Regions from separate parts of the Homo sapiens genome. Here region 1 is linked to region 2. Evidence: chromatin loops called from intact Hi-C (ENCODE). Cell type or tissue: heart left ventricle. All regions are shown on one strand. Links, peaks and the distances in the headings refer to the core of each region. The heading gives the core; the rest is flanking DNA.

Region 1 (11,196 bases), core at 2,405-10,404, 81 kb before region 2:
CCAAATCTCAGGGATTTCAGTATCTACTATTCTGGGTAGATACTTTCACTGGTTGGGCGGAGTCCTTCCCTTGCAGGACAGAAAAGGCCCAAGAGGTAATAAAGGCACTAATTCATGAAATAATTCCCAGATTCGGACTTCCCCGAGGTTTACAGAGTGAAAATGGCCCCGCTTTCAAGGCTGCAGTAACCCAGGGAGTATCCCAGGCATTAGGCATACAGTATCACTTACACTGCGCCTAGAGGCCAAAATCCTCAAGAACAGTCGAGAAAATGAACGAAACACTCAAACAACATCTAAAAAAGCTAACCCAAGAAATCCACCTTGCATGGCCTGCTCTGTTGCCTTTAGCCTTACTAAGAATCCGAAACTCTCCCCAAAGAGCAGGACTTAGCCCATACGAAATGCTGTATGGACAGCCCTTCCTAACCAATGACCTTGTGCTTGACCAAGAGACAGCCAACTTAGTTGCAGACATCACCTCCTTAGCCAAATATCAACAAGTTCTTAAAACATTACAGGGAACCTGTCCCCAAGAGGAGGGAAAGGAATTTTTCCACCCTAGTGACATGGTATTAGTCAAGTCCCTTCCCTCTAACTTCCCATCCCTAGACACATCCTGGGAAGGACCCTACCCAGTCATTTTATCTACCCCAACCGCAGTTAAAGTGGCTGGAGTGGAGTCTTGGATACATCGCACTCGAGTCAAACCCTGGATACTGCCAAAGGAACCCAAAAATCCAGGCGACAGTGCTAGCTATTCCTGTGAATCTCTAGAGGATCTGCGCCTGCTCTTCAAGCAACAACCTTGAGGAAAGTAACTAGAATCGTAGATCCTCGTGGCCCTCCCTTGTTGTATTTTTCTTTTTACTGTTCTCTTACCCCCTTTCACTCTCACTGCACCTCCTCCATGCTGCTGTACTACCAGTAGCTCCCCTTACCAAGAGCTCCTATGGAGAATGCAGCTTCCCGGAAATATTGACGCCCCATCGTATAGGGGTTTTTCTAAAGGAAACCCCACTTTCACCACCTACACCCATATGCCCCTGCACTTTAGGCCATACATTTCAATCCCTGTATCTTTAACCTCCTTGTTAAGTTTGTCTCTTCCAGAATCAAAGCTGTAAAACAACACATCGTTCTTCAAATGGAGCCCCAGATGCAGTCCATGACTAAGATCTACCGCGGATCCCTGGACCAGCCTGCTAGCCCATGCTCCGATGTTAATGACATCGAAGGCACTCCTCCCGAGGAAATCTCAAATGCACAACCCCTACTATGCCCCAATTAAGCAGGAAGCAGTTGGAGCAGTCGACGGCCAACCTCCCCAACAGCACTTGGGTTTTCCTGTTGAGAGGGGGTACTGAGAGACAGGACTAGCTGGATTTCCTAGGCCGACTAACAATTTCTAAGCTTAGGTGGGGAAGGTGACTGCACCTACCTTTAAACACAGGACTTTTGTAACTCAGCTCACATCTGGCCAATCAGGTAGTAAAGAGAGCTCATTAAAATACCAATTAGTCTAAAAACAGGAGGTAAAGAAATAAATCATCTCTCGCCTGACAGCACAGAGGAAGGGGCAATGATTGGGATATAAACCCCAGGCATTCGAGCTGGGAGTGGGCAACCCCCTTTGGGTCCCCTCCCATTGTATGGGAGCTCTGTTTTCACTCTATTCAATCTTGCAACTGCAAAAAAAAAAAAAAAAAAAAAAAAAGAAAAGAAAAGAAAAGTGGTCTCCAGTGTTGGAGATGGGGCCTGGTCAGAGGTGTTTGGATCACAGGGGTGGATCCTCATGAATGGCTTGGCACCATTCCCTTGGTGATAAGTGAGCTCTCGCTCTGAGTTCACATAAGACCTGGCTGTTTAAAAAGTATGTAGTGCCTCCCCCACTCCTTCTTGCTCCTACTCTGGCCATGTGATGTGCCTGCTGCCCTTCTGCCTTCCGCTTCCTGAGGCCCTCACCAGAATCTGATGCCAGTGCCATGCTTGCATAGCCTACAGAACCATGAGCCAATTAAACCTCTTTTCTTTATAAATTAACAGTCTCAGGTATTTCTTTATAGCAATGCAAAAATTACCGAATACACTGGGGGTCTAAAGGACTTCTTAGGATTTTGCTTTTCAAGTAAAACATGTGAGGAGTTCACAAATTTAAAATTATGAAAAACTGGAGGCAAACAAGATGTCCTTTAACAGCTAAATGTATAAACTGTGGTACATCCAACACAATGGAGATTCACTGGTTTTTTTAAATGAGCTATCAAGCCACAAAAAGTCATGGAGGAAACTTTTAACTGCATATTGCTAAACGAAAAAGGCCAGGCTACATACTGTCTGACTCCAACCATGTGACATTCTGGAAAAGGTAAAACTATAGAGACAGTAAACATATCTGTGATTGACAGAGTTTCAGGGGGAGGAAAGAATGGAAGAAGAGGAGAAACACAGGGTATTTTCAGGGCAGTAAGCTATCCTATATAATACTGTAATGGTAGAGATATGGCATTATGCATTTGTCAAAACCATAGAACTGTATAATACAAAGACAGAAACCTAATGTAAACTGATAACGCATCAATATTGGTTCATCAACTGCAACAAATGTACCAAACTAACATAGAAGAAATTATGTGTGGTTGGGGGAGAGTGGCACTTGGGAACTCTCTGTATTTTCTGCACAATTTTTCTGTAAATCTCAAACTGCTCTAAAAAATGAAGTCTATTTTAAAAAACAAAAACTGTCCTTGGAGGAGCAATAATGAAAAAAAGATTGAGAAACACTGCTCTAGTCTTAAAAGACAGTGATTCAAATTTTAAACTTCCAATCTGCTTTCATAGGTTTTAGAATAATATAGAACTGGGTTCAAAATTCTGACATTTACCAATAAGGTGACAAGTTCTTTCACCTCTTAGCATTAAAAAGTAGAGGAAAGAATAAGACAAACTTTTAAAAGGGTATTTATAAAAAGAAAAACATTATGTATAGCAAAGTAAATACAACTGCACATATAAAGTGCTCTGGTTTTCACAAAGAGGAGCTCATTAAAAGGTACCCTGACTTTTTATCATGAAATATCAAAATTTGTGTACATTTCATTCCCATAAAAGGTAATAGGGTGTTTAGATAATTTTATCACTAATTTACTACAAAGGAAATCACCCTAGAAAAATCCACGTTAAAAAAAAAACTTATGACAACTGACAATTTTATATGATAATTACAACATGGAGTTCATGTGGTATAGTACCAATAAATAAACAAATAAATAAATAAATAACTTCCCTGCAGTTTCTTCACCTATCATAGGTAACTTTCCGACTCTTGGTAAAAAATGGAAAATATTTTGTCAATAACTCTGTGCCATATTGGGAATTAAAGTTAAGAATATGGAGTAATAGTAAGGAGTAACTTTTAAAAATTCAAAAACACTGTTATCACTCTGAAATTGTCTACTTTTAAGTCAGAAACAGTATATACATCAATAAAAGGGTAAGTAAAAAGTTTATAGCTGTAATCAGATAATGAATAATTATAACACTAATCTATTAGATTTAGTGTAGATCATCTGAAAATTACAATTAGAACAAAAACTGAAATGCTCCATTTTTCACAAATATGGTCCTCTCAGAAAAAAGTTCCCTTATTCCCATGAGAGAAAGAAATCTAAACAGAAAGTATATACCACTAGAGATTAACAATTCTTCCAAAAAGTTGAGATCCACTAGATATTTTTATTAAAATCCACTCCCTAACATTAATACCAGAAATATGTATAGCAGAAACTTACATCTTACATTAAATACAGAAGACATTCTACTTTTACCACCCTCAATTACCTCTTCTAACCAGTAATCTTCTCTACTTTGTATTTATTATATATCTATAACAACAAGGAATTTACCTTTCTTTTTCAAAATGTCCAATAAAACATGCTTTGTGGTCCACAGACAAAGGGTATTATATAATCTTAAAATTATAAATAAATCAGCCAATCACTGTTATATTTCTAATATTAAAAATAGCTAACACAAATAGCATTTACTAGATGGAAGGAACTGTTCTAACTACCTTATATATATAAATTGATTTGATACTCACAAAAGTCCTTCGAGGTATGTACTATCATCAACTCCATTCGGATGATCAGATGCAGTGACCATACCAAAAGGTATAAATTAAGAATTTTCATATAACTTCATGTCTACTGTCACATGACTGATAGTAAAATACAGCAATCACAAACATGTATCCTGATTTCAGAGCCCTTAGAATGTGAAAAAAATGTATGCAGCTCAGAATCAAATTAAATAGGGCATTTTCATACCATTTTAGAGATGAGAGAAATGAGAAAGAGGTTATACAGCTCGTTCAAGGTTATATGGCTTATACATATAATCTCTCTGTTATGAAGAGAGACCAACACAGTGCTGTCTATGATGCCTTAGTGTGTATGATAAAATCAGTTCTAATTCATGAAACTATTCTGAAAAAGTACTTTATGTAAAACTTTTACATTTGAGATATATTAATATGTGGTATAAAAGAATATCCATTATGACAACAATGTACAAAAGTATATGATATCATTCATATGACTATTTCAGGGAACTTCAGGAGAATCAGCTCATGACTTTAAGCATGGTTATCAATTTTTATTCTTTTTTATAAAGGTAGCCAAAAGATCTTCAGACTCCAAACAATTCTCCCTGTGCAGTCAAATAAAGACATCTCATCACCATTTTTCTATTCCCATAATAATCTGAATTCTTAACTCAAGTTTCCAAAAATATAATATTTTTCTTCCTCTTCCTTCTGCATAGCTAACAGAAGGTAGAAAATACACGTGGCACTTCTCCTGACAGCTTCTGGAAAGCACTGAGCAGGAAAGAAGTGAGAGCATCTCTGTTTCCACAATGCCTTTGGCAATCCAGAACACCTGCCCTTTAAATCACCCTCACTAGAGTAAGAACAATCTCTATAAAATATGACGCAGAAATGGCGACTAAAAACAGTACCAACATTAGATTCTTTATATATTCTTCCACAGTTTAAAAAAAGTTATTTGGTATACATTTAACTAAATCATCTGAGTCACAATCATGATTTCTTTGGCCACAAACAAATCATTTCACAAAATCTTTAACTCTACTTTTTGTTGACCATTTGAAAGCGTCAGTAAGCATCTGAGGCTTTCTTCCTAAAACCACTGACAAAATTTTTCATTCTGTGAAATGAAATTCCAAAACTTTTAAAAAGTCATTTAAAAGTTAACAGCTTTGCTAATAAATTAGTGCCCAATATTATGTCCTACTATATACCTCAGATGACAGAAGCATAGGCAATAGACTTCTCTTAGCACCAACAGAAAAAAAGCAGCTGGGATTGTATGTGCCTTAGAAATGTTCCAGAAAATCTGCTTCAGCACAGTAAAAACGGTGCCACACTCCACAGAAAAACAACAGAGGGAGACAGTAGAACTAACTTCAAATGCTCAATCCCCAACTTCCTTAAAAATGCAGTAATTGGGAGAAAGAGGACAGAGGAAAATATAACTTCAATTCTGCGAGCAGAAGCAAAACAGAGAAGGGAAAGTTCTGTCTCAGACCCTGCAGTTATTTTTAAGTTTCTTACTGAGAAGAATCATAGATCTACATGGATCCCTTCTACCCAAGTTTATTCTCTGGCTTTTGAAAAAAGAATAAAATCCTGAAACTAATAAACATTAGATTCTAAGACTCTGAATAACAAGAGAAAAATAAATTCCTCCACGGAAGTTAACTGCAGCTTACTGTCTCAAAATTTTGGAAAGCAGAATTATAGCCCTTGTGGATTTAAACTCTCCAATGGTTTCAACTACATTAAAAATTAAATACAAATAAATGTCACAACCTCAGAGGCCCTTAAGATCTGGCTCCTACTTACCTTTCCAATCTTATCCCCACTACATCTAATTAAAGGATAAAAGCCTTCAATTAGTTCTCAAAATTGTCAAGCTTTTCTTCTTCTAAAGCTCTGAACATATTATTCTCACTGCAGGGATAGGACTAGACCTTTATGTTTCAGTTTAAATATATCTCATCAGGGACACCTTTTCTTTTCTGGTTGTCTTATCTTTTCATCTTTTTTTTTTTTTTTTTTTTTTTTTTTTTTGAGACAGAGTCTCACTTTGTCACCTAGGCTGGAGTACAGTGGCGCAATCTTGGCTCACTGCAACCTCCCCACAACAGGTTCAAGGAATCATCCTGTCTCAGCCTCCTGAGTAGCTGAGATTACTGGCACCCGCCACCACGCCCCGGTAATTTTCGTATTTTTTGGTAGAGACAGGGTTTCACCATGTTGGCCAGGCTGGTCTCGAACTCCTGACCTCAAGTGATCCTCCTGCCTCAGCCTCCCAAAGTGCTGGGACTACAGGCATGAGCCACCACACCTGGCCAAGTCCTTTAAGGGAAAAAATAGAGTATCTAAGAAACACTGGGAAACCCTTCACATAATTTCTTTTAATCTTCACAAGAAACCTTAGATACTATTATTCTAGATGAGGAAATAGATTTGATATGAAGATTAAGCAGCTGGTCCACGGTCCCACAGGTAAAGCAAAGACTCAAGCCCAAATGGGTCTAATTCCAAGCCTACAATCTTTCTGCTACATTATATTGCCTCTCTGTTTGAAAGAAAACTATCTTACCAGAAGGAAATGCTTAATTAAATACAGAGCTACAAAAGGACAGTGGTTTACATAAAAATCTATGAACTGAAAATCTGGATAATTAATTTCATATTCACTATCTTTATTTCTTTTATATTAGCAATCCTAGCTAACTGGGATCATGCTAGATTTAAAAAACAATAGCTATTTATTCTACAGACCCAAAGAGTTCATACGGTTGATATGGTTTGTCTCTGTGTCCCCACCCAAATCTCATCTTGAATTGAACTCCCATAATTCCCACATGTTGTGGGAGGGACCTGGTGGGAGATAACTGAATCATGGGGGCAGTTTCCCCATACTGTTCTCGTGTTAGTGAATACGTCTCATGAGACCTGATGGTTTTATCAGGGGTTTCCACTTTTGCATCCTCCTCATTCTCTCTTTGCCTACTGCCATCCATGTAAGATGGGACTTGCTCCTCCTTGCCTTCCACCATTATTGTGAGGCTTCCCCAGCCACATGGAACTGTAAGTCCAATTAAACCTCTTTATTTTGTAAATTGCCCAGTCTCAGGTATGTCTTTATCAGCAGCATGAAAATGGACTAATACAATAGTATATGTAAAATGCTATTTCTTTTCTATACTTTATATAATTGCTATAATAGGTAAATCAAGTAGTTAAACTACAGAATTTCTCAGTTTAGCCTTAGGAATTCAGCTACTACGTATTCGGAAATGGCTTTTTTTTTTTTTTTTTTTTATGAAGAGACAAGATTTTCAACATTCTCCAATTAAGGTTAATAAATTGGGATAATATTTAGGCCAAATTAATTTGAAAAAGCCATTCACAAGTATTCTGGAAATACAAGGGGACTCCAAAAAGTTTGTGGAAAAAATGGAATTAGATGAAAATAGAAAGTATAAACTTTATTTCTCAACATAAGCTCCATCAAGGTCAAGACACCTGTAGGCAATAATAACACATATTTAGTCCATCCTTAAAGAACTGAGGGTCCTGCATTAACCATGTCAATGCAGTCTTTTTTACATTTTTAACTGAAGAAAAATGGATACGCTTTATAGACGTTTTAAGATTAAGAAATAAAAAAGTCAGAAGGAGCCAAATCAGGACTGTAGGGTGGATGCCTAATAAATGTGCATCAAAACTATCCCAAAATTGACCTTGTTTGATGAGAAGAATGAGCAAGAGCACTATCATGGTGGAGAAGGACTCTCTGGTGAAGCTTTCCTAGGCATTTTTCTGCTCAAGCTTTAGCTAACTTTCTTAAAATACTCTTACAATAAGCAGATGTTGGCATTCATTGGCCCTCCCAAAAGTCAACGAGCAAAATGCCTTGCGTATCCCAAAAAAAGTGTTGCCATGACCTTTGTTCTTGATCAGTCTGCTTCTGCTCTCACTTCCAACTCTTGGTAGCCAGTGATTTGATTGTACTTTGTCTTCAGGATGTACTGGTAAAACCATGTTCATTTATTGTTAAAATTCTTCAAAGAAATCCTTCAGAATGTTGATCCCACCTGTTTGAAATTTCCAGTGAAAGCTCTGCTCTTGTCTGCAATTGATCTGGGAGCAACAGTTTTGGCACCCACTGAGCAGAGTCAGAATTGTGTAAAATGAACCAGCTGAAATGTCTATGGCGTTGGCTATTGTTTTTGCTGTTAATCATCGGTCTCCTGCAATTAGAATACGAAAAAGATTAACTGATGTCGATTGCCTGCCCCTATAGCAGGCTTCACCTTCAACATCATCTAATCCTTCTTTTTTTTTTTTTTTTTTTTTTGAGATAGGGTCTCACTTTGCCACCTAGGCTGGGGTGCCATGCCACGATCACGGCTCACTACAGCCTCAACCTTCCAGGCTCAAGCAATCCTCCCACCTCAGCTTCCCAAGTAGCTGGGACTACTCACTCTAGGCCATGTCCTGAGATTACCCAAACAGCTCTACAGAGAGGTCCACATGATTAACAACTAAGGCTTCCTGCCAAAAGCCAGAGAGGAAGTAAAGTCTCCTGACAATAGCCATCCTCCCACCCCAAAGAGGCCTTCAGATGACTTCAGCCTTGCCAACATCTTGCCTACAATGTTATGAGAATCCCTGAGCCAGAACAACTCTGCTAAGTGGCTCCTAAATTTCTGATGCACAAAACTATGTGAGATAATAGATAAATGTTCATTGTTTTAAGCTGCTAAGTTTAGGGGTAGTTTGTTATACAGCAATAGATAAAAAATTTAAGTATCTCTCAATTATTAAATTTCTCACATTGTTTGCACCTCAACTTTTTTCCTTTCCCAACATTCATCAGAATCTTGAGGAGCAAGGCAGCTATTAATTAGAAAAGGTATCTCCACATGATCGTCACACCCTTCCCTGATTTGACAGTCACTCATAAAGAACATAATTAGCTGAAAATAAATGAGGTGCCCTTTAGATGTTAAGTACAGTAAGAAAGAGAGGCACTGACAAACTTAGCACTATTACTTACTGGTTTGACTTATTTAAACCTCAGGGGGATTCCCTCTACTCTCTCTTTTATATTTGCCCTGTGGAAAGGCTTTCATTGGGAGCAGGGCAAGAGCCCTAACCAGAATTTTTATGAAAACCTAATAACCCTAAAGTACCTAATTACATATCAGACAAATTTTCAAAACTTTGTTAGACAGTGAGTTATAAAGCAACTTACATTACTTCCCTGCCACCACACATTCCCCAACTCCTTACCGCAAAACAAAGTAATTTAAAAAAAAAAAAAAAAGAAGTAACAGGGAGCAGAATGTTTTCTGGTGGCATTTAAGATTAAGAAAGTTAAATAACTTCCTTGCACACACACCACATTCAAGTCTGTCCTGCTATTCATAGAGTTGCTAGGTTTACTTGTGGCTGAAACAGTGTCACCAAAGTGATCATGGAAAGGCAGATAACAGGCTTTTTGTTTCATGCCATGATAATATTTATAACAAAAAGGCAGGGGAGCAAAATGCGTAAGAGTAAAGCTAATGCCTCAGACAAGTTTACTAAAAAGTTGAAGTGAGGAAACGAAGAAAGGGATGCAGTAGAAGGATGACAGAGGACAAAGCATTGAGCTCTAAAACATACCAAACTGCACTCTTAATTAATGGATTTCACTTCCCTGCCTCAAACTCTTCTAAAAGTATCATTTAAATTTCTGAATTGTAGGCCGGGCACAGTGGCTCACGCCTGTAATCCCAGCACTTTGGGAGGCCGAGGCGGGTGGATCACCTGAGGTCAGAAGTTTGAGACCAGCCTGGCTGACATGGACTCTGTCTCTACTAAAAATACAAAAATTAGCTAGGTATGGTGGCACATACCTGCGGTCCCAGCTACTTGGGAGGTTGAGGCAGGAGAATCGCTTGAACCCGGGAGGCAGAGGTTGCAGTAAGCCAAGATTACACCACTGCACTCCAACCTGGGTGACAGAGCAAGACTCCGTCTCAAAAAAAAAAAAAAAAAAAATTCTGAATTGTAAAAGGTGAATCAAAACAACAAAAATGACATACAAATCAGTTATGGTACACATCCTCCAAACCTTAGAAAAAATAAAATCCATCTTGCTATTCAAATTCTACCTCCAAGTTAAATACCCAAAGAGATTTCTCCTCAACTTTAAAAAGGTGTCATTCATAATTGCAAAACCACCATTACTTTTGCACCAACCTAATAACTACTTTGTATAACTACAGGTAAATTACTGGGTGATTTATGTTCTCCTCATATATGATCCTATTCACTTCTAGATTAGAAACTACAAACATAAAAGCTTGCTTATATGATCTTCAAGCCCACAGAAGATCAGAAAGAAATAAGAAAACAGGTAACAGGTATGGTACACTGACAGTAGTAAATTATTTTTTTAAGGAAAAAGAGGCCAGTCACAGTGGCTCACACCTATAATCCCAGCGCTTTGGGAGGCCAAGGCAGGAGAATCACTTGAGCCCAAGAGCTCGAGAACAGCCTTGGCAACATAGTGAGACTCTGTCTCTACAAAAAAAAAAAAAATTTAAAATTTTTTAAATTAGCCAGGCATAGTGGTATACACTTGCAGTCCCAGCTACTCAGGAGGCTGAGGTAGGAGGATGGCTACAGCCCAGGAGTTTGAGGCTACACTCCAGTGTGGGTGGCAGAGCAAGACTCTAAGAGAAGGAAAAAGAGAAGGGGGAAGAGAGGGAAGAGAAAGAGGGAAGGGAAGAAGGAGGGGAAGGGAGGAAGAAAAGATGCCTGACAATGAGGAAGGAAACAAAAATTCTAAAACATGATTACAAAGACTCAAAACAGAATAGCCTAATTGGAATTTTAGTATAGGGATAAACAGTTGCACCATGTTCAAAACTACTGAGGGCATTCAGGTAGCATGTAATTGTTACTTTTATAAACATGTCAAGTTAATACAGTATAATATTTAAGAGTTCAGGCTCTGTGGTCGGGCTGCCCAGAATTCACAGTAGCATTCAGCTACTCACAATTCATGTGACCTCAAGAAAATTAACATCATTTTACTTCCTTGGGGA
Region 2 (11,196 bases), core at 1,887-9,886:
TGACAAGCAAGGGCTGACAGCCTGGGAACCAGAAAAGCTGGCCTCCAAAGTGATTAGTCACTTTGAAGCTCAGTCCTACCATTGTATTGTTAGTTGGTATAAGAAGAACTCGGTTAGCCTCAAGTCTCAGTTTTTAAATCTGGAAACTGGGATCAGTAATCTTTACCAACAGATGAATGTTTCTAAGTAATGCTTGGGTTGGAGACACCATCATTCCCCTTTTTAACTATTCCCCCAAATCTTCCTGGAGACACTGTTTTTCTCTTCCTGTGTATTTTACACTGAAGGTTTGCCTCTCCCACTCTGCTCACTGCTGGAGGGATGGTGAATGGCTTGATGTTTAGATAGCCCACACTAGGTTAGCTTCAAAGGAACCTAAATACACTCAGGACAGAATTGTCCCATAAATGGCTATGAATATTACCAATGTCATAATGGAAGAGACTGGAAATTAATCTGGCAGCTTTCTTCTATTATTCATCATTTTTGTATGCTTCAGCTTTAACTGTTTAGTAAGTTATGCATAGTTCATTTGGAAGATATTTTGAAAGGAGGACCTAAAGTATAGTTAATCCCAGAGAGTGGGAGGTTTATCTATAATTCCTTTCACTTGTTTCATTACAAAGTCCAGAATTTTAAACACAGAACTCCACCAACTATTATTTTACAATTTAGCAGCTCTCCATTGAATATATATTTTTGGACCCCTACTCCAGACTTACTAAAGAAGAATCTTTTGGGATCTTGGGCAAGTATAATTGTGAAAGCGTCCCACATGATTCTGATCAACACACTTGGATAAGAACCATAGATAAGTTACTTGGATCAAATGCACCCCAAGTGACCCTGGTGCACCCTTCCCTTTCTCCACTGATGCTTTTTCCTTCCTCTCGGTTGCTCAGGCCAAAAGCTTTGCAGTTGTCCTTGATTTAACTCTTATTCTCGCATTCCACATCTAATCTATCAGCAAATCTTGCTGGCTCTACTTTCAAAATATATCCTGAAAAAAATATATATGTTTATATACCTAGGATTAATCACTTTTGCTGATACACTATCCCAGTCTATTTTCTACAAGGCAGCCAGTATGGTTCTGTAAAAATTTAAATGAGATCCCTTCATTGCTTTGCTCAAAAAATCTCCCATGATTCCCTCTTTTGCTCAGAGTCAAAGGCAAAGTCCTTACCATGGCACACGGGGCTCTGCTGAGCTGGAGTCTGTCACCTCTCTCCACTCTCCTCCTATGCTCTCCTACTCCAACCATAGCAGCCTCCTTGTTGCTCTAAGCACATTTTCATCTCAAGTCCTCTGCATTGGCTCTTCTCTCGTTTGGAAAAGTTTCTTCTCCACAGATGTCTACATGGCGAACTCCATCACTTCACTCATTCATTCGTTCGTTCGTTTATTAGAAACAGGCTCTTGCTATGTTACCCAGACTGGTCTTGAACTCCCGGCCTCAAGTGATCCTCCCACTTCTGTCTCCTGAGTTGCTGCAATTACAGGTGCAAGCCACTGCACCCAGCTTTCCATCACTTCCATCAAGTCTTTTTCAACTGTCACCTCAATGACCACCTCATGGTTACCCTGACCACCCTAACTGAATTGCAACCTGCCTCCTTCACCACAACTCTCCCAATTGCCCTTATTTTGATCTATGTTTCCCCCGAAAGCACTTGTCAGCTTGTAATATATTATATAACCTACTTATTTTTCTTTATTTTATCTTCCTCAGCTAGACTGTAAGCCCCACAAGGGCAGGAATCTGTGTTTGTTTCATCCACGAATATATCTGAAGCACCCAGAACACTACCTAGCATGTGGTCAGTGCTCAATAAATATTTGTAGTATTTGATACATAAAGATTTTTAAATCCAGAGAGAGCAAACCAGATAAGTGACACACCTTACAGAATGCTGCCTCAACATGTTTGCTCCTAATTGGGTTTGCTACTATGGGGACAATCATAGCTTATATATTTTAAGACCTTTGTGGTGCTGTATCTTACAAATGCCATAAAATATGCTACTCCTGTTTTGGAAGTCAAGAACTGAGAGTTGTTGAACTACTTCTACACGCACAGCCCACAGCTAAATCTATATAGTTGCTGGAAATTTCACTTTAGCAGCACCCCTGCATGTTTGGGGTGAAATAGAATAAGGCATTAGTCCTGTGACCTCCAGTCTGTGCCAGGTCAGTGGGAGTTAAAAGCCAAATTGTTGGAGTGTCCTTTTCTGAAGTGAGTTAGTACCGGAAACTCAAATGCCAAAAAAGAGAGAGAGAAAGAGAGAGGGAGGGAGGGAGAGATTATACTTCACGTATCTATTTTTATGTTATTGGGCTTCATCACAATCTCCCCCTAAAACGGTTGACCCAGCAGGACAGAGAGATCTCAGCAGCCCTCACTTACCCCTGGTGAAAACCACCATCTCGGAAAGCCCTCCGCCTTCCCCCCCTCACAGGACAATGCTCTTAATTAGCTTCACCATATTTCCCAGAGAACAAAAGCTCCCCACCCCTTACAGGAAAAGCTTTTGCAGGAGATATCTCACTGGGGAAGCGCCAGGCGCACAACAGGGAGAGGAGAACATACAGGCTGTTCTGAGCTCTGCAAAGAGACACAAACTCTGGATTCTCTAGGGAGTCTCAGAGGTTAGCCCAGCACATTTTTTCTCCACGTGACAAGCACGTGCTTCATATACCCTGAGGTGGCCAACTTCAGAGGGCCCCTTTCCTCCTCTCTCTCCTTCAGTCACTAGCTGGGGGGCTGGGGTTAGAAACCTTGGGGGTGGCAAAATAAGCTGGAATAATCTTTAGAATTGAGTATCTGAGAAGCAGTAGGAGAGGAACAGGGAGTTTATTTCAGGTGACAGACACAGAGCAGGCCCCTATTTTTTTTTTCCTGAGACTAATAATATTTCTGGAATGAGGATGCTTGAATCATATGTCGCTTCATACCACTGTGTGGGAAGTCTCAGTTATGAGCCCAACAATCAAAGACATGGTGGTGCTTTGAAGACTTGGTGGGGGGCCTTGCAAAGGCGTCTAGAAGCATGCTGGGGGGAGGCATGTGGGGGGGGCAATGTGATTGCAAGCAAAAAGGGCAATTAAGGAAGAAAAAGACTGCCTCACCTTGGCCTGTTTGGGGCCAAAGAAGATGGGGCTGAAAAATCTTCTCTCAACAGTTTTGTTCCTCCCATTAAACGTGTTTTTTGAAAAACAGAGGAAAAAAAATCTTGCTTAAATGCCTCTTCCTGAGTAAGTTCACTGTCAGGAAAGGAAAATCCAAACGCTCGAATATTCTATTTTTGTGTCCAGAGGCTCCAGCCCCTGCACACAGACTCTTCCTCACTCTGAAGGAAAGGAAACTGGGCGGGAGACCTCCCTGTCACAGAGGCCGGAATTGAGGAACCTGTGTCCCTCCAAGGCCTGTTCTCCATACATTCGGCTTCCATTTTAGGAAATGAGGATATAGTGCAGGCTGCTTTGGGATTGGCCTGAGGGTGGAGTTAGTGGTTTAAAAAAAAAAGTGCTCCTTTGACTATTCTCCAGGCAAGCAGCAAGCGCGGAACTAGACTTTAATTAAATTGGGAGGTTTAAACGGCTGCATTAGTATTACACTTCCTCTGGTCATTAAAGTTTACTGCCATCACCTGCTTCTCAGCTAACATGTAGATAAGGACGAGAGGCCTGATTAAGAGTTTTACATTTTGATGTGTGAGCAAAGTGAAAGCTGTAAGTCAGTCATAGCAGTAATAAAACAGCAGTTACCTAGGAAGATAAAGCCCCTCTTCGTACGTTCCACATTAATTTTGTACACTGATCCATACATTTGTCTGTAGTTTCCCCCTCTGCATTGCCTTTATTTAATTAATTTTTTAAATGGACACATAATAATTGTGTATGTTTATAGGATACATAGGAATGCTGCAATACATATAATGTATAGTGATCAGATCAGGATAATTAGCATCTCCATCATCTCAAATATTTATCACTTCTTTGTGTTGGGAACATTCAATAGGCACTGCCTTTAAATGATGGTAAGTGCTAAGGGTGTCCAACCTGGGAACTGGGGTTTGGACCACCACTCTTCCTCTCAATCCAGTGTGGCTCTTCCTCCTTCTGCACTTTACTAGAGATGGCCCTTTTCAAGGACTGTAAGGGACACAGAGAAGGGCAGTCCAGCTTGTGATAGTCACATTTTTAAGCTATTCCTGTTTCCTCTGCCATCCAGCATGGGAAGCAGACCTTAAAAACAGACCTCAGTTTGAAAGGATTTCAAGGGAAGCTGGTAAATGGAGATGGAGGAAGGAAACCGGAAAGGTCCAGTTAAAGAGAGACTGATTCCTATGGCTTTGCTTGTTTATTACTACTCCAAGGTAGCACTGACCCTGGCATAGACAGGTCCTCCTAAAATGCAGATCTTATTAGGGAACCACCATTCCCCTGCTCTTAACCCTTCAGTGGTTCCCCAGTGACCGGAGGATGATGTCTAGGTAGCCCAGTTATGATTTACAAGACTCTTCATGAGCTGGCCCCAGTCTACCGCGAGCTCTCCATGCTGTTCAGCACACCCCCACTACCACGGGGCCAGCCCTACTGCCTTTCTTTCAGTTCCTCAAATATACTGTTTCTTCTCTCCCCCAGCCTTCAAACATGCTCTTTCTCCCTCTGCTCCTAACTCATCCTTCCTTTCATTGGACATTTCTACCCCAGGGAAGCCTTCTGTTACCACCCTGGCTCTGGATTAGGCTTCTCTCCTGTGAACACCCACAAACCTCCTGCTTTACCTACCACGTAACACACTGCTCTGGAATCATTGTGCTTGCTGGCCTGTCTCTCCAACTGAACTGTAAACACATGAGGGCAGCACTAAGCGTTTGCCTTGTCCAGTGTTGTACTCCCAGTAGCTGGCACACAGTAGTGCTCTGCAAGTATTTGTTGAATAAATGGCTACTGTGCAATATGACAATTGAAAGCCCAGTGGTACTTCCCAGATTTACATTCGACATGTTTATTTTAGTTAAGTCACTGCTAAGACACAGGAAGGGCCCTGAATTAGACATGTGTTGTAATTAGGCTGCCCTGACCTCCTCTTCTCCCTTTCACTTTATTCCAAGGCCCTCTCTCATCCCACCTTTTCCACGATGCCTTCTCAGGAATCCTGGTTTGCAGTCATCCGAGTCAGCTTAGGGGCCACTCCCTGTGTGTACATTTACTGGCAAACGTCTGCGTCAGATTTTGTAATTTAAAAAAAATTTTTTTTACTGTTCATTTGAAAATTACTATTAATTATAATTGCTTTTAAATGATTTTACAATTTTGTCTTATCTTTTCCAGGTTTTTCTTGATAGTAGGAAGGATGTTTTCTTTTATTAATCCTGTTGATACCTAATGCTTTTGCAGTACACAATTTGTGTTTAATGAATACACACGAGATAACTTAAACTCTAATTTTTCTTTAGAAATTGAATTTATTATAGTGCCATTGTGGAAATGAATACTAGATCTGTTTGGTGATGTGGCAACTGCACTAAGTTTCTTAAAGGAAACTGTGGTTCCAGGATGGGCTTGGAAGCTGTAGCCCAGAACTATGTGGGCACCGCATCCCTGGTGGGTTGGCAGGAACAGGAAGCCCGCAGCCAGAAAAAACATTGTTCCATGGTGCCCTCTAGTGAGCCAAGGCGCCACCAGGTCAGAAGTCAGGGCCAGAGGCCCTCCAACCTCGGCAGGAAGCAGGATCATCCGGGGAGCCTGACAAAACTGTAGATGTCAGTGCTCCTTCCCAGAATGCCAAGCCAGCAGGGAGATCAAGCCCTTCAATCAGCATCTTCAGGGATCTGATGCACACAGTCCTCAGATCACACTTTGTGAAGTACTGACTAGGTGATGCTCATCAGAAAAAAACTCTCCAGATACATAATCTGAGAACACCCACGCCCATTCTTCTGCTCCTAGGGATGGATCACTGACTTCTTGCTTACTACTCAAGGATGGATTTGGATGAGAAAGACAGAGAGAGGAGAGAGAGAGAGAGGGAAGAAACAGTGTCTACATCTCTGGTATGAATCCAGTACACACAAGAATATTGAGCAGCAAAAAATGGATGGAAACACTGAGCGAATGTTTTAGGGAGGATTGTGTCACCCTCTTTTGATACCTATCTCCAATCCAATAAAGCACTAATGAAGAGCGCTACTTTCCTCATTTTGTACCCTTCCTGGCAACAAGGGTGGGGAGGTGCCTGGCTTTTATCAAGCAAACCATCCACGGCCACCACTATGTCAGACTTTTAAAGTATATCATCTCTAGAAGTCCCTGGAATCATAGAGAGTGAGGCATTCTTTGTACCATACAGAGGGAAGGATTGCTGGACAACTGGTTCAAGCATAGGCAACAGAGAGAATTCACTTTCATGTGTCTGTATTTATGTTCTGTTAACAAACTCACTGTAAAGATAAATACGGTAACAACTGCATCACTTTCTCATTCATAAAAAGGGCCAATTCATGACCAGAAACCCAATAGACAGTGCTCATCAATGACAAAAAAAAAAAAACCACTTCAAATCCCCACCAGTACTTTTCTTCCTTCCTCTTGAAAATTTTATTATTATTATTATTATTATTTATTTATTTATTTATTTTTGAGACAGAGTCTCGCTCTGTTGCCCAGGCTGGAGTGCAGCAGCACAATCTCAGCTCACTGAAGCCTCTACCTCCCGGGTTCAAGCGATTCTTGTGCCTTAGCCTCTTGAGTAGCTGGGATTACAGGCATGTACCATCACATCCACCTAATTTTTGTATTTTTAGTAGAGATGGGGTTTCACCATGTTGGTCAGGCTGCTCTCTAACTTCTGGCCTCAGGTGATCTGCCCGCCTCGGCCTCCCAAAGTCCTGGGATTGCAGGGGTAAGCCATCACGCCCGGCCTCCCTCTTGATAATTTTAAATGAAGGCTGCCGCTTTACTAAGGGGCTGTTCACAAACTAAAATGTTTGTTGAACCTTGCGAGGTGATAAATTACTCTGATGTGAAGTCTACTACTCAAGTGTAAGTCTTTTATGTACTTGTTCATGTGTTAATTTTACCTAATGAATTCATTTAAACGGCAAAACTACATTTATTGAATGTCTACTATATGTCTGGACACTGTGTTGGGCTCAAGAAGTATAAAGGAGCACTGGGTAAGGCTGACTGCCTATACAGGGGTCAGCGTCTAGAGGGGACATTATCTGATGCAGTGTGATGGGTACTCTACCAGAAATATGAACCCAGGGCTAGGATAGCACAGGACAATTATTACCTCTCTCCATGGGAACCAGCTGAATAGAGAAATGCTATCACAGACACACTCTAATATTCTAATACTTGATGAACGTTGGAATTTTCATGGGGATTAGTTAAGACCACATCATTAATTTTCAAATGTTTTAAGACAAAAGAGTTATCAAATCTCTGTTCTCACACATAATGTTTTTTTAATCTCCTCCATTCCCCGTGACTGTAGCTTTTTTTTTTTTTTTTTTTTTTTTTGTGGTTTGAAACAAACTATGAGGTGCTGGGCTGATGCCATCTGATTTCAGTCTTGCTTATTTGCTTGTCCGGAAAACTTTAAGCATAGACTCACAGAGCCCTTAATGAGAATGCTCATTAAAAAGCCGTCTGAAATGGTGAAACAAATTACATGCACAACACAGCCCACTCTTTTCCTCTTCATTTCCTTCTTTCCCTCCCAGCCTGCAGCATTATAAACGACAAGGTGAAGTGAATCATCAGGTCAAAAAAAGGCACTGCCGAATGGGTCTATCCGTACCTCGTCGCTTTGATGACATTTCTCTTGCTTCACTGCAGCACTAAAATGTTGCCCAAACAGCAGGAGGGCCCTGCACAAGTAATGATGGCCTTGGTTAAAGCCTTTGATTGTGTGTATTTGGGTGGAACTTTAACTTGTAATTGCCGAATGCACACACTGTCTGATTTCAGAGCCTCTCCCTGGAAGGCTTGTTTATTCCTGGTAAAGGCAAAATTTCCTTCTTTCCAGGTGTATCTTTGACCACTTTATGAAGGTTTCTTCAGGAGTATTACTTCAGGATGGTAGAGATCATATTCAGGGCAGGCCTGGCTACAAGGCATCTTATTAAAACACTCTCCACCCCTGGGTCTGTGAGGAAACCTGAGGGAAATCGGGAGTTTCAGGAGCTAGGACATATTTCCTGCCTCCCAGCTTAACAGGAAGTGATGGTGACGGCTGTCCACTGGGAGGAAGAGAGGGGAGGTGGGTGTTTTTTTTTTTTCTTCTTTTATCCTGGGGTATGCAAAAGGAAGGCTACAGATGCCAAACAATCCTTCCACACCTGGTAGCTGGGGCAATATTTGTGGGGAAAAGGAAATCCTTCCCTCCATCTTGCTCCTTAATTTATAGAATTCACTGGGGTTGAGGCACTTATAATTAAATACTTGCAACACTGCTTTTTTTCTCTGCTGAGGTAGAGAGACTACCACCTTTAAAGTCAGAAGACTGGGGTTTAGGCCCTGACTTTTTATTGATTGCTCTTGGTTTGACTCTTAAGAATTCACCAAACATTTGTAAATCTGTGTCTACCATATGCCAGGTACCTAGCTAGGCACTGAGAATACACAAATAGCGAAGTCACAGTCTTGACCCTGAAGTTTTTCATAATCTCCTGGGGAAGGCATACACACAAACAGTCACAGCACAATGTGATGTGAGCTTTACTGAAGCTAGGAAAGAGCCACTGTGAAAGCAAGAGGAAGGGGAATGCACATGTTTTCAAGGTGGGGCAGCAGAGTGAGAAGGTGAGAGGTGGTCGGACTGCTGCTAGGGAGGGTTTCACAAATCGGAAGCCTGAGCAGGATTTTAAAGAAATCCTGTTCACTTGGAGAGATGGAGACACACACACACACACACACACACACACACACACACACACACACAGAGAAGGGTGGTAGAAAGAGCCCCGATAGACAGCATCAAAGTGTGGCAGAGGAGAAGAAGCTGAGGACAAGACTGAGAAGGAGCAGGCTGGGAAGCAGGAGGAGAAAGAGCAGAAAATGGCTTTGAAAGCTAAAGAAGCCAACTATCATAGGGACCGATGAGCATCCCTTGGACTGAGCATATGGGAAGTCACAACAATTTCACTGGCCTTTGGGGGTTGATCACAATAGGATGAGTAAATGGAAGGAGACCAATGGAGCTAACAAGCATATTCTTAATGTTTGGTGGACTTGGCTGTGAGGAGGAGATGATGGCTAGACAGAGATAAGGAATGAAGGAAGCCTTTCGTTGTTTTTGTTTATGACTGAAACGTGGGCATCATTATATGCCACAGTGGAGAGGGAGGAGTTAACCTACAGGACAGAGATGGGATTAAATGGGGTGAATGCCTACTTCACAGAGTCGTTCTGAGGATTAAATGAGATCCCCTTGGTGAACCCCTTGGTGAACCCTTTCTCTAAAGAGATACACACATGTGAAGTATGATTATCCTGCTGTTGAAATGAAACCATGCATCATCACAAGGCATTTGAGCTCACTTATCACTTGGCTGCTGAGATAGGCAAATCTCCCTCTCCATAGCCTTTTTGTATGCACTGCTTTCCTATTTCCTCTTGCCATGGCTTTAAACATTAGAGCCCAATAATTACTTGAGCTCTCCTTGACATTTCTTCCTGACAAACAACACAACTCACCAGTTCCCCCGGATCACAACAGGAAGCTGGGGGTTGATAAGTGAGAAGCGATTAAGGGGAGGACGAGAGCCTCCTCATTGTTATTATGAAGTGGAATTAACATCCAGACCTCTTGGGAACTTTGCCTTGTCAGGTTATTAGCTTTTCATCAGAGAACCATAAAGACACAGGGACCATGATGTACAATGTCCCCTCACGGACACCTGCGTCCCCTTTCCCATCTCAATTCACGAACTGTAAGTCCCACCGCGGCAGAGACTTTTGTCTGCTTTGTTAGCTGCTGTGTCCCTAGTGCCTAGAACAGTGACTGGCACATGGAGAGTGTCTAAAAAATATGCAGTAAGTGAATGATTCACCCATTCCTCTTTCAACTGATTCAATAAAAATGAGTGTATACTATGGATCAACCACCAAATGTATCCTAGATAAACACAGTTAAAGAATACTTGTTATCATTTAAACAATGTATATTCTGTGCCAGGCACTTTACATACATTAGTTCATATAATCGCCATCATTTTACAAATGGGGAAACGGAGACTCAGAAAGAAGTCACTTGGTTGAGGATATGTGATTGGAGAGTGAAGAAGCTAGAATTCCTGACTGCTGGAATTCCAAAACCTATACTCTTTCTACAACAGCCTCATCCCTCATCATTCTCCAGCTCAAACCGTAACTTCAATTGTAAATGACCACTTGCAATTCCTTGACCATGCCATGTTCTGTCGTGTGTACTCCTTTGCCTGGGACACATTTAGCTGTGCCCTCTGGCTGGGTAATTCTTCTTCATTCTTCTTCTCTGAGGCTTTCCTGAAATGATGTCCTCTGGCTGGGGTAGGCTGACCTTCCTCTCTGCTCCCATATCGCCTCTTGCAGCCCTTCATCACAGAACATATCACAGGCATTTGAGATGCCTCCTTATGCGAACTTCGCTCCACTAAACAGTGAGAGGCTCAAGGGCAGGGACAGTGTCTTCATAACAAAAGCTGCTATTGATTGAGTGCTGCCACAAACGTGCTTACTTTGTTTAATTTTCACGACCACTACCTGAGGTGGGAATTATTATGCTTCTTTTTTTTTTTTTTGAAATGGAGTTTTGCTCTTGTTGTCCAGGCTGGAGTACAATGGCATGATCTCGGCTCACTGCAACTTCTGCCTCCTGGGTTCAAGTGATTCTCCTGCCTCAGCCTCCCGAGTAGCTGGGACTACAGGCATGCACTACCACACCCGGCTAATTTTGTATTTTTAGTAGAGACAGGTTTTCTCCATGTTGGTCAAGCTGGTCTCGAACTCCCGACCTCAGGCGATCCGCCTGCCTCGGCCTCCCAAAGTGCTGGGATTACAGGCGTGAGCCACGGCTCCCAGCCTATTATGCCTCTTTTTTTTTTTTTTTTTTTTTTTTTTTTTGTGAGATGGAGTCTCACTGTCACCCAGGCTGGAGTGCAGTGGCCTGTTATCAGCTCACTGCAACCTCTGCCTCCTGGG

What was found. Peaks named below come from ENCODE experiments on the same cell type or tissue, not always from the same donor. Only the 100,000 strongest peaks of a DNase experiment are listed, where the experiment ranks them.
Region 1: it touches region 2 in a loop (2.0-fold over the local background); 5 of 110 quality-filtered maps call a loop at or near these places.

The regions. Positions count from the first base shown.
Region 1 is chr1:178,131,715-178,142,910 of GRCh38, reverse strand. All of the region lies in intron 1 of RASAL2 (RAS protein activator like 2), which reads right to left. LOC105371630 (a long non-coding RNA gene) reads right to left here. Exons shown (of 3, transcript XR_922307.2): 3 at 7,561-8,346. Among named protein-coding and RNA genes, the nearest start is that of RASAL2, 43 kb to the right of the region's middle. In heart left ventricle, for the core only: a CTCF peak has its summit at 5,461; no DNase peak of the experiment used is centred there; H3K27ac peaks cover 966 bases.
Region 2 is chr1:178,049,777-178,060,972 of GRCh38, reverse strand. No RefSeq gene overlaps it. Among named protein-coding and RNA genes, the nearest start is that of CRYZL2P-SEC16B, 17 kb to the right of the region's middle. RefSeq lists a silencer at 10,897-11,054. In heart left ventricle, for the core only: CTCF peaks have their summits at 4,870 (motif pointing right) and 5,687 (motif pointing left); DNase peaks (open chromatin) are centred at 2,562, 3,378 and 5,662; H3K4me3 peaks cover 1,619 bases; H3K27ac peaks cover 6,947 bases.